2 separate regions of the Mus musculus genome follow, and region 1 is linked to region 2. A link is a contact called in ENCODE Hi-C or POLR2A ChIA-PET data. All regions are on one chromosome and are shown on one strand. The core of a region is the stretch at or near the end of the contact, and the rest is flanking DNA. Distances in the headings are between cores, read along the strand shown. Region 1 overlaps Enpp3 (ectonucleotide pyrophosphatase/phosphodiesterase 3). Region 2 holds the start of Enpp1 (ectonucleotide pyrophosphatase/phosphodiesterase 1).

Evidence for each region. Hi-C counts contacts between places; a loop is a spot of excess contacts on that map. ChIA-PET counts read pairs that join two places held with the same protein, here RNA polymerase II (POLR2A).
Region 1: a map of gastrocnemius shows a loop between it and region 2 (2.4-fold over the local background). The contact joins the enhancer-like site here to the promoter of Enpp1 in region 2. A Hi-C loop is called at or near these places in 1 of 37 maps with a recorded cell type or tissue (gastrocnemius). POLR2A ChIA-PET finds 5 or more read pairs at or near these places in 1 of 5 experiments (Patski).

What each region holds. Positions count from the first base shown.
Region 1 is chr10:24,774,348-24,780,420 of GRCm38, forward strand. It overlaps Enpp3 (ectonucleotide pyrophosphatase/phosphodiesterase 3), which reads right to left. Exons shown (of 25, transcript NM_134005.2): 21 at 4,346-4,478; 22 at 3,547-3,624; 23 at 2,414-2,546; 24 at 436-592. Among named protein-coding and RNA genes, the nearest start is that of Enpp3, 59 kb to the right of the region's middle. Within about 2 kb of position 4,053, at least 1 of the 3 ENCODE cell types and tissues checked has a DNase peak (open chromatin) inside an H3K27ac peak, as active enhancers do; it is gastrocnemius, where a contact is called at or near this core.
Region 2 is chr10:24,710,249-24,716,354 of GRCm38, forward strand. It overlaps Enpp1 (ectonucleotide pyrophosphatase/phosphodiesterase 1), which reads right to left and starts at 1,911. Exons shown (of 25, transcript NM_008813.4): 1 at 1,558-1,911. The coding sequence starts at 1,743.

The sequences.
Region 1 (6,073 bases), core at 2,803-5,302, 66 kb after region 2:
CACACTTGTCTGGAAAGCGCATATCAATGGAGCTATCTCCCCAGCCCCTAGACGCAATATTTCAAAAGAAGTATCATTTAGGTAGTTATCTTTTTGTTCCTAGGTACAGATCTAATATTACTAACTTGATTAAGTCAGGATGAATCTCAACGGTTTTTAAACTGTTACTACATGTCAGTATACGGTATATAGTGCTGGTTTGTATTTTCAAACTTTAATTACCCTAGTGAGTATCAACCACACACACATATTCATAGATAAATACTTGTTTACATATGCAGATGCGCGTTTAATATTAATTCTATAGACCATACATCTATAGAACTCTACCCACAAAGAACAGAACTATATGTTTTAGATAGAACAGCTTTTATGACAGCTCAGATGAGATATGAATAATCGTTTTCTGGCCCCAGGTTCTCCAGGAATACTCACAGAACAGCTTTCTATGTTGGTGGGCCGGTGAGGGACGATGAAGGGCAGGACATCCAGCCACCCAGGGCAGCTGTCGGGTGTGTGGGTTTGGTCTTTACAACTTGTCAGCACCACAAAGTAGTGTGTTGGGATAGGGACATCAGTGCCAGCTACATATCTGAAAACATAATTGACATAATTTGACCCCATTACAAATGTCTTTTTGTTTTATAGCTTGGCATTAAGGAAATGGCAAGGTGAAGGACTAGGAGGAAAGTACAGATTGTGTGGAAAGTATAGCTTTATCATCTATGACTTCCATGTCAATGAGCTCTAGTCACAATCTATAGTACGGTCATTCTAACATTACAGCAAACCATTAGGACACAAAGAAAGCCCATGGAATTCTGCCCTGTGTTTCCCAAGTCCCTTGGCTTCATACTTCAGTGGGGTGTCTTCTAATGGAGTCAGTGCTAAGAACAAAGGATCCCGTCTCTTATGGCTGTGTACTTCTGCTGCACAGGTAGATCATCTGCTCCCCTAAGACCCCCATTTAACCAACTTTAATATGGAAGTATCCACGGGGTCCACCTAGGAGTAGACCCAGACAACTGATGGTGTGCTGGTTGTCTTTCTACTAACAAACACGAATGCACACATTAAAAGTTTTGAGCGCCGAGCGGTGGTGGCGCACGCCTTTAATCCTAGCACTTGGGAAGCAGTGTTCCAGGACAGCCAGGGCTATACAGAGAAACCCTGTCTGGAAAAAAAAAAGTTTTGAGAGAAGATAAAGGTATCTGTGGACCCTACTACTGGAAACCTGTGAGCTCCTATAGGCAGCAACATATGGATTCAGACTGTCTGCATCTCCATTCTGGCTTTGCCAATTGGGGAAAAACCTATCAAACAAGCTACTTAACCTCTCTTAGCCCTGGTTTCCTCTTTTCTGACTCGGAGCTAATAATGGAACCAGACATCAAGTTGTTTTGTAGATTAACAAAGCCTACGTAAATGCTTAGAAAACTGCCTAGCATGTAAGAAAGAGTTCTCAAAATATTAGTTAAAATTAGCAGGTGATGAGACCACGACGTAGAACCTACTATACAATCAAACAAAAGCCAGGTGTGATGGGTGGCACCACCATCCTATCCAGCACCGGGGATACAGAAGTAAGAGGAACGGGATTTCAAATATATCCTCGGCACCATAGTAAGTTCAAGGCCAGCCTGTGCTACCTTTGACCTTGCCTCAAAGTCAAAGAACGGTGACAGGAAAGAGCTGGAGAAGCCTGGGGCTGACTGTACACCTCGTGTGAGGTGGCTGTACACCTCGTGTAAGGTTTACTTTATCAAGAGGTCTCAGTAGAAACTGGGGCTTTCCCTACTCTAGGCTGGGATCCTGCAGCTGTTCTGTTTTTATCCTTTTGACATTTGATAATAAAAGAAGCAATGGGACTCCTCTCTGGAAAAGCCTAGTACTGAAAGACACTAAAGTGGAAAAGTGCTTAGTAGCAGCCTGCTGTAATGGGTTTAGTATTAAGGTGTACAGTTTGTTTGGCTGGTTTTCTACTGAAGTCTACTTGCATCCTCTATTGAAACTATTTTGTGGATTGTCCACTGTATCTGTGATATGTACTAAGGTAAGCTTAGTCTGTACTTGGTTTTTTCTGGTAATAGTTGGTTTGATTCTATATTTATTGATGGCTCAGACTCTACATTTCCTCCAGAAAAATCTCATATTGTCTTTGTTTACATTTTATAAATTTTCCAATAAAATTTTTTTGTTAAACTTTACCTGGAAACCATTAGTTTAAGTTCTGGCCATATAAATCTTTTCAGCTAAACATTTAGGTAGTTTAAATTGAAAACTGGCATCATAGCAACTGAATATAAACATGCTATGCATATACTATATGATAGTGAGATTGCACAGTATCTAGTTCAAGTTGAGATTTTCCTTTATGATAATCTATTGCTAAATCAAAAATTAAATTACTTACTGTGTGATTTCATCCGGAGCATCAAAATGGCCATCATAATTATAATCAAAGATGGGTCCACTAACCACATTCAGTCCATTTCTTTCTATAGCATATTTTATAAGAAGAACCTCATGGAAGTAGTCCCACATTTCTAAAAGTGAAAAAATGAGATATGTGAAAATATCTGATTTTACTGAATGTGCAAATATTTTCTATTGTTGGTGCATTTAAATAGCACCACATTCCACTCCAGTAATTGCCCATGGTGATTGGATAATTCTACAAGATAGTTATGCAACTAAAATAAGCAGCCATGTTGATGAGAACTTTTTATCATTTTATTAGAGCAAATATGTCTCCAAATTCCTTCAACAGTGATTATTAATAATCTTCAGACCACAGGTACTATCTTACTAATTATCATTCTGGAAACAGACATTTACATTTTTTTCACTTATGGTGAATGTTAATAAAATTTCGCTCTATCAATAGCTCTTAACAGGTAAGGATTAAGAAAAAACTTAAGCCAGGTGTGGTGGCGCACGCCTTTAATCCCAGCACTTGGGAGGCAGAGGCAGGAGGATTTCTGAGTTCGAGGCCAACCTAGTCTACAAAGTGAGTTCCAGGACAACCAGGACTATACAGAGAAACCCTGTCTCGAAAAACCAAAAAAAAAAAAAAAAAAAAAAGAAAAAGAAAAAACTTAAAACAATTATCAAATTCTAGCAACAAGTCAAAATTGTAGTTAGTCACAAAGAAATAACACCCACAGTGTTTGTGCCCCTATTTAAAATAACAGAATAAAATGACTCAGTGCGAATAACAAATTGCAATTCTAAAGTGTAGGTTTAGTTTGGCCAGCCAAGGAATCGCTTTTTTAATTTAGCATTAATACATATACACCACCAAGCCTGTAACCCCAGCTATTCTGGGGGATTAGAAGAAAGGATAACAAGTTCAAGGCCTGACTGGACTACAAAGTTTGTTCAAGGTCAGCCTGGTCAACTTATCCAGACCCTATTGCAAAATAAAGAATAGCAACAGACTGAGCATACAGGGCCAAGTACATGGGTTAGGGCACAGTGCTTGTTCAGCATAGGTGAGCCACTCCCTTAATGCCCAGTGTGGGACAGGGGAAGGTAGATACTTACTTTTGAATTCTTTATACATTGGGACCAAATTACTTGTAATTAAGGCATCATATCGACTCTCATTAGTTCCTTTGATTGCTGTAAAACAAATGTGTTTTAGTAAGAATAGGATTTCAGTGACTCGTTCTTTGCTTTCATTGTCTCTTTCTACTGTATGTCTCTAAATCATGAGTCTCTTAAAACAAAACAAACCAGCCAGAGTCACATACCAGTTGTAAACCATTCCCAGAAACTGATGTTGAAATTCCCACGAATACGTGAAAATTACATTCCCAGATGAACAGAGCGGGGTGGGGAGACTTTAGTTTTAGAAAAAATCACGCTGATTTTTATATGACCCCAGGAGACATCCTCACTTTAAAAAAAAAAAAAAAAAACAGCATGAAATTCATTTATTTTGGCTGGTTAATTTACAGTTCAAAGCTGTTGGACACACAACCAAGTGGACAGGCCAGCTTTTGTCCTTTGCACGAAGCAGCTGCCTTCTCTGTGAGGACCTCAGCTTCGGCGGTGTGCCAGAGATAATGTTTTCTTAGATGCTTGTGTCTCTTTCCAAATACCCTTCAGTTGTAAAATTAAACTTAAACCTGCTGAACTCTCTCCACAGCTGGGCCTGATTACAGCTAATCTGTGGTTCCCGCAGAAAAATTTATTAGCCTTTAAGGAAGCCGTTGTGCCACCTCTGGGCAGCCTCTTAGGAGACCGAAGCAGGTCATTTGGGTGGGAAATATATGTTTAACGCACACGCCACATCCGCGGACTGAGGGCTTCCTAGCCGCTCCCGAAGAGTTTCACTAACCAGGATAGAGGAAGCCATGGGTGATATTCTTGTCTGCTAAATAGAAGGAACATTTTTGGCTCTCAGAAGGAGCAACCCTGACATCAGCCCGCAGACAGTCTGGAACTGTGGGAGGAAGAGATGATGTGTCTCCCTGTTGAAAGAGAGAAAAGGGGAAAACTTACACCCACAGTTGCGGCTCACCCATTGCCTTATTTGGTTTATGACTTCCTCGACTGTTTTTCATTTACCCTCTTCCTATTTTCTTAGTGAATCAGGTCGACAGCAGCAGCGGGAGTGGATGTATTCAGCTATGTTTGCTGGGGGTGTGGGGGCGGCGGTGGAGAGGAGGGGGTTGGGAGGACACATCAAATATACCTTGGGAAAGAACATTTGCAGACTACAACCTGAACCGAGAGCCAGGGAATAATAGAAACTACTGCGGAAAAACAAAGTCTTTGGGGGGGGGGGGGGAATTGAACTTTTCTGTAGGGATATGTTATGCATGCAAATAAGAAGTGGGTGGGTGGGAAATGTTGGGGCTAGAGGAATGGCTCAGAAGTAACACCACTAGCTGCCCCTGGGTTCAGTTCCCAGCACCCAAATGGCAGCTCACAACTCTGTGTAACTCCACGTTCAGGGAATTTGACACTCTTGTCTGGGCACCAAACAGACACATGCTGCATATATGTGTGTGTGTGTGTGTGTGTGTGTGTGTGTGTGTGTTTGTGTGTATGCAGGCAAAAACCTCATATACTTAAAACAAAAATAAATCTTGTTTTAAATTGGGAAACAAAATATAAACAAATTATATGTAGATAAGAATTTGCTACATTGGGGTTGGAGAGATGGCTGGAGAGAAAGCAGTTAAGAGCACTGACTGCTCTTCCAGAGGACCTGAGTTCAATTCCCAGCAATCATATGGTGGCCCACAACCACCTGTATGGGATCTGATGCCCTCTTCTCGTGTGTCTGAAGGCAGTGACAGTGTACTCACATATATAAAAAATAGATCTTAAAAAAAAAAAGAATTAGCTACATTATTTTTAAACTGGGTAAAAAATTCTAATCAGCTTACAATTAACTCAAAGAGCTATAGTTACCTAAATGTAATATAACATAATGTATTTTATATAGCATATATAAGAAATACAACATATAGCATAGTATATATACATACATATATGTGTGTGTGTATATATATATATATATATATATATATATATATATATATGTGTGTGTGTGTGTGTGTGTGTGTGTGTGTGTGTGTGTGTATACGTGTGTATGTGTGTTTGTATATATATATATACATATATAGGTATACACACACATATACATACATATATATGTATATATATATATGTATATGTATATATATGTGTGTGTGTATGTATGTATGTATTTGAGACAGGGTCTCATGTGTACCAGGTTGGCATTGAGTTTGCTGTACAGCCAAAGATGACTTTGAACTCTTCATCCCCAGACCTCCACCTTCTAAGGAATTACAGGTGTGTTCCACCAAGTCTTGTTTATATGGTAGTGGACAGAGAACCCAGAGCTTTGCACCCACTGGGCAAGCACTCTGCCAACCGAATTATATCCTCAGCCCACAAACATCTTTATTTTTGAAGTTGCAATTTCTTTTTAAATTACATTTAAAGACTAATACTGAACGCCATCCACAGAATTATCCTGCAAACATGATTGGTGGTGGTGGCTGATCCCAGCTTCCACATGAATATAGTGTAG
Region 2 (6,106 bases), core at 661-3,160:
AGACAAGAATTTGTTCTAATTCATAAAATATGCCGTAACCAAATATACCAAATATTCATAGTTGATCTGTTTGAGGAGATTCTAGGGCATGCAGCAATTTCTGAAGTGTGCCATCAGAGCCGTTTGTAATGCTGGAATACTGGCCAACCAAGCGACCGCAGGTGTCAGAGTGAAAACTCTGTGATCTACAGGTGGACCTGTGCTGACATCTATTGTGGGCCTGTATGCAAATGAGTAAAACTGAATTCAATAACTGGAAACCCTTCAATGACTTATAGTAAGTTTATAAATATGCCTTACAATTTCATAAACATTCAGTGTGTCTTCATTGAGTATCTCACAGTAGGTAAGAGTACTGAAACTCAATAATTTAAGTAGTCCTGTAACAATTGCGATCTTCCATTAAAAAACATACAACAAAAAGTCTTACTAGACTCAAACTCACTAAATGCCCATCAATATCATATGAGTGACATACGATACAAAATTATATCCTGGGAGACAGCCGCCTGCGGTTTGGGAGACTTCTTTGAACCTCAGACTTATTTTTAAAAAACTAAGGATATGACACCATCCCTTAAGTCTCGGGATTCTGGTTCTCAAAGTGCTACGGTGTCTGCATAGAACCTAAGAACAGTGGAAATGGAAATGATGTCAAAAGGAGACTTTAAACATCGGAAAGATTTTTCCACAAAACAGCGCTCAAGCCAGAATGTGTAAGAATATGTTTTAGGGTGTGCTAGTCACAGAAAGCTGTGGTTTGCACGTACTATAAAATAACTAACTACCTCCTCCTTCAGTTCTGAATTTATTTCCCGCAGTCAGTCCCATTGAAACTATGCTATGCGCTCTCATTTTAACACAACACAGCGGAGCTTGAGAAGAATAATGGAAGTCCCCACCAATACTTAGAACCACCACACAGGACTCAGCCTTTCTGACCCAAGGAAGATCCCGAGTGAAAATCGGCGTCCTGTTTCCAGAAGTTGGTTGTGGATGCTACAACTGGTCTAACAGAAGAGCAGAGGGATATAGCAGGCAACTGTGCCTCCGGGCAACACACAAACAGCGCTGTCTGTGGTTCAAAGAGTGGGCAATGAATCCCGGGCCTCTTCCCAGTCACATAAACATGAACGTCAATGGGGCTTCTAAATAACTGTCTGGAAATACCACTACAGAGCCAAGCATGGGTGTTTTCTAAAGTTCCCGATACTTTCAAAAGCTGTGATAAATCTTTCAACTGCAATAAATTCACCTAAAGCCACGAGCACCACCTGTACCCTGACCTACGCCACCTAAAAGACTACAAACATCGCTGCGCTATCCTAAGACTAGCCGATTTTTTGTTTCCGCCTCCAAATGTCCTGTATTCTCTGGGGGAAGAGGACGGTATGTCAAGGTGACTATTTTAGCAGCCTGCTCCTGCTGGGAGAGGGGTAAGGACCCTGCAGGTCACCCGGTGCCGGCGCAGGAGGCGCCCACGCTCTCCCATGCCGGGTGCCGACCTGCTCGCTCTCGCCCCTCCCGGGTGTCGGGTCGCGGCAAGCACCGACCTACCAGCGACAGCACTTTGTAGGTGTTGGGGTCTTTGGCAGGGCGGGCACGCTCCGCCTTCTCCAGCGGCTCCTCTCCTAGGTCCATGGGCGCGAGCAGCGAAGCCGCGGCTGGTGACTCGAGCTCGCGACCGTTTCCCGCTGACCCGTGCCGGGGCCCGTGCCCTGCCTGGTCGCCGTCGCGCTCCATCGCCCCGCTCTGCCCCCGCGGGCCGAGCTTTAATAGGCTCGCAGCCCCGCCCCGCCCCGCGCCGCCCCCGCCAGACCCTTGGCTCCCAGCCCTCGGCCAGCGCTCCGGCCCGAGCCGCTCAACGCCCCGGGTATTTGGCTTCCTGTCTGATTTCGGGCCCTGGGCGCGTGGGCTATTTTGGGTCCCTGACGTGGGCGTGTCTTTAACTTCCACCCCAAACCCTGTCCCCGCCCGCGATCGTGGCACCCTACGAACCCTTGCGGAATCCCCCCGCGTAGCCCAACGAGGACTGGACTGGAATCGCTGTGTGGTCTGCAAAGAGTGTGAGATCTTGGAGCCCCAAAAGTGAGAGGATGCAGCGACCCCCGAGGTCTCAAAGGCCGGACACCGGTGGCCGGGAGCAGACCTGCTTTGACCAGGGAAATGCAAACGAGCGCGTGGGGAGGTGACTTTCTTTTTCTCCCACAAGTGCAAACGAAAATTCTCTACCTGGAGCTGCTAAACGTGGGGCACGGGGTTTACACAACACTGATGGGTTTGCACAAACACACATATGGGATGTGTGGCGTCCGGGGTTGCTATCCTATTATATTTACATATTAGCTATTTTAGACTTCCGGAGGCTTCCGGGTGTCTGTGTCTTGCTTCTCCGAAGTCAGCACTTTAATTGATGAGCAGAATCAAGACTCTAACTCTATGTGATGAGCTTATTTTTAAAACAGAACGTGAGCAGTAGGCTTTAATTCTTGATGGGATTTGTTTCACCTTTGATTCTTCAGCTTTACACTCCTTCCCATCAGCAAAACCACACCTCCCAGAACCCAAAAGCAGAAGCAATGTGACTGAACACAGTGACTAAGAAAAATCACAAATTAACAAGACATCCCTTACCTGCTTTGTTTATATACATCACATTATATCACATTCACTTTTGAAGTTTAACGGGTGTAAATTGGGTTTGTCCCCTCTCAAACTGTCAGCACGGACTGGGGAGGGCAATCAACAGGTAAAGTTCTGGTATTCGCAAGCATGAGATTCTAAGGGCAAATCCCAGACTCCAAAAACCCTGTAGCCTGAGCTTGTAATCCCAAAGTAGGAGGCAAAGGCATATGGATCCCAGGGATGGCCAGCCAGCCAGCCTAGCCTATTTGCTAAGTTCAAGGCTAATAAGAAAGGGTCCCAGAAAAAGGTGAGCTGGGCTTCAGACGAATGACAACCATTGGTAGTTCTGACTTCCACTTTCATGCATGTGTGCAGATACAAACCGGAACACAGACATACAGAGAGAGAGAGACACACACACAGAGAGATAAAGAGAGGTAAAAATAAATTAAAACAATGTGAACACTTTCAATTTGTTCTGACTTCATTCATTCAGACATTTAATAATGAATCAACATTTTGAATGCCATATGTATTAAAATGTGAACATTTTCATATATATGCATATATGTATATATAGTATGGGGTGAGTCAGCAAGGGGCTAGAGTAGGATTAAACCGTAGAGAGAAGGGTCTGCATATAGATACCCAAGCCACACAGTAGGACCAATGAGTGACAGCAGGAGAAAAGGCCACCCTCAAAAGCAATCTTTAGTTTATTTTTTATTATTATCACTACATTACAAACCACCCACTAGAAACAGGTCCACCATTTCATACTCAAACATACTTTTTACCCCAAACTTGGTTCTGGGTTGTTTTTTTTTTTTTATTATTTGAATGTTTCCATAAACCAGATGGAAGGCCAAAGTTTTACTCCACTGAAACTGGCCAAATACACGTCAAATTTTCTAAAAGCGCTCAACAGACAGTTTCCAAAGCGGCCTTGAGTGTAAAAGAAAAATCGAATAAGTGTATTGTCAGCAACCCAAAGCAATTAATGACGTTTCTACTGTCCTCATTGGAAAAGCCAATGCTGTCTGCAAGGTTACAATGTCTCAAGCAGCTGAGGACAGCCAGGAAGCATTAAAGACTGATACAGCCCTCTGTAGACAAGACAGAAAGAGAGCAAGTTGGCCTCTTAGCAACAGTTGCCAAGGATTATATGTCTAAGGTGGAGACTCAGAGTTTTTAAAAACAAGAAGGAAATTTAAATCTTTTTGTGAGTTTTCTAGAAATCTTGTACATACACACACACACACACACACAGAGTCTTTAAACACTTTTGAAACCAAACACAATGTAGCCCATCTGCAGGGTGGACCTGGGAAACAGGCCACCAGGATGTGGCTTCTGCCCTGTGTTGATGCCTAGCCTGCACCATGGGGTTTTATAGGTAGTTATGAAAACCTAATTAAACTTCTAAAATCAGAAGAGTACAACCGTGTCCAGCACGCCGTTCAGGTTGTTTACCCACACACATTACACAGCCTTTGATAAAGTCTTGCCTCAGTCTTGTTTACTCTGAGTTCTCAGGGCCGAGGCATCTTATTCCAAAGTATAATAAGATCATGGCACACAAAACATCAACGTGGGTCTGGAGAGATGGCTCAGTGGTTAAGAGCACTGACTGCTCTCCCAGCGGTCCGGAGTTCAAATCCCAGCAACCACATGGTGGCTCACAACCATCTGTAAAGAGATCAGATGCCCTCTTCTGGTGTGTCTGAAGACAGCTACAGTGTACTTACTTACATATAATAAATAAATAAATCTTTAAAAAAACAAAACAAAACAAAAAAAATCAACATGGCTTTTCCAAGTAAACCAAATGTGAAATTTCAGTGTTTGGTCTCTAGGTCCAAATCATCGGCTTCTGGGGCTAAGGACTCAACTTAGCACAATAGCAGAGATGGTCCTCTAAGAATGGAAAAGATTTTTAATTCTTTAAAACTCGTAAATATTTAAATTTGCCCATTTTGGTACCTGAAATGATAGATGTTGCTAAGGCCAAAACACCAAACCAAACCAGTCCCTCTGCACTGGAACTTTGCCACCTCAAAGCTGAGAAACATCCCTTGCTTTTCAACTGATGAGTTTAGCAGCAGCTGCTACATTCTCCAGCTCTGACCTCTTGGCCAATCAAACACTGAAAACATCAAGATAGGTCTAAAAGGAAAAAGCCACAGAGGGCTCTCATCTGTATGAGGCCCAGGAAAAAAATAACATCTTGACTTTTGTTTATTTTTAAAATTTTGTACACCATCCTCATTTTTCTTTCTTTTATTTTTAATACAACCCTCGGCAGCGAAGGTTGGGTGGCTTTGAACATATTCCTAGTCTCTGACCCTGAATCCCTTCACTCGTAAACTGATAGGGAATTTCACTTTTGCCTCCCAGTTCCTTTTGATTGTTCTGCATTTCTCTCAACTTTATCTAAACACTCCAGTCCATTCTTTCCCTAGTTAAGTCACCCAGTCTCACCCAATCACCACGCCTTCGTGAATCCAGAACTATTTCATGAATTATGTGTATTTTATACATAATCTTGAGGAAAAGATCTGCTTTGGGGTATGAGTCCAACAAGCGGGGGGAAGGCAATTCTGCACATTAGGGCTGTCCATAATCTTCGCCACCACCAACACCTCATCTCCGTTCTTCCTCATGGCTATCTCAAAAAATACCTGACATTGATAGACAATTAAAATTTATTGACTTTATAAAATGTACTCATGTTTGTTATTACTGACAACTTATTAGTAAAACTTAGTTTGTATATTAATATAAACTAATATAATATACTATATTACATACTAATATATGATATACTAATGCACAATATGACGTTTATCCATATGATTGAGTAACACATTCAGTTCAGAAACCTGTTCATCATCTGAGGAAGTTTTTTCCTACACAGTCATAGTCCAAAACTTGCTCTGAGCAAGAGCACATATTAATTTTGCAGAGATCTGGACTTCAATTTCCAAATTACACCTGCTTATAACTCCAGCTCCAGGGAAAACAAATGCTTCTGGCTCCAAAGCTTCTCTCTCTCTCTCTCTCTCTCTCTCTCTCTCTCTCTCTCTCTCTCTCTCTCTCTCTCTCTCTCTCACACACACACACACACACACACACACACACACACACACACACACGTGCGCATACATGCACACTTTAAAAAAAATAAAAATAAATCTAAAAATACTGCTTCCATTTTAGCCCCAGCTTTTAAATTTGCTCTATTTTTCATTTGTCTTTTCTAAGCAGTTCATGTGAGTGGTGTCCTACAGTAATTTGTGTATGACTTCATTCACTCGGCAGAACATTTCGTAGTCCGTTGCTTGCACATACATCAGTGTTTCTTTCCACTGAATGGATGTACCGCCTTGTATCTTTTCACCAGCCATTGAATGTTTGAACCATTCCCAGTTAGAGCTATTATGATCATGGCTCCTGTGGGCCCTCACAATACGTCCTTGGG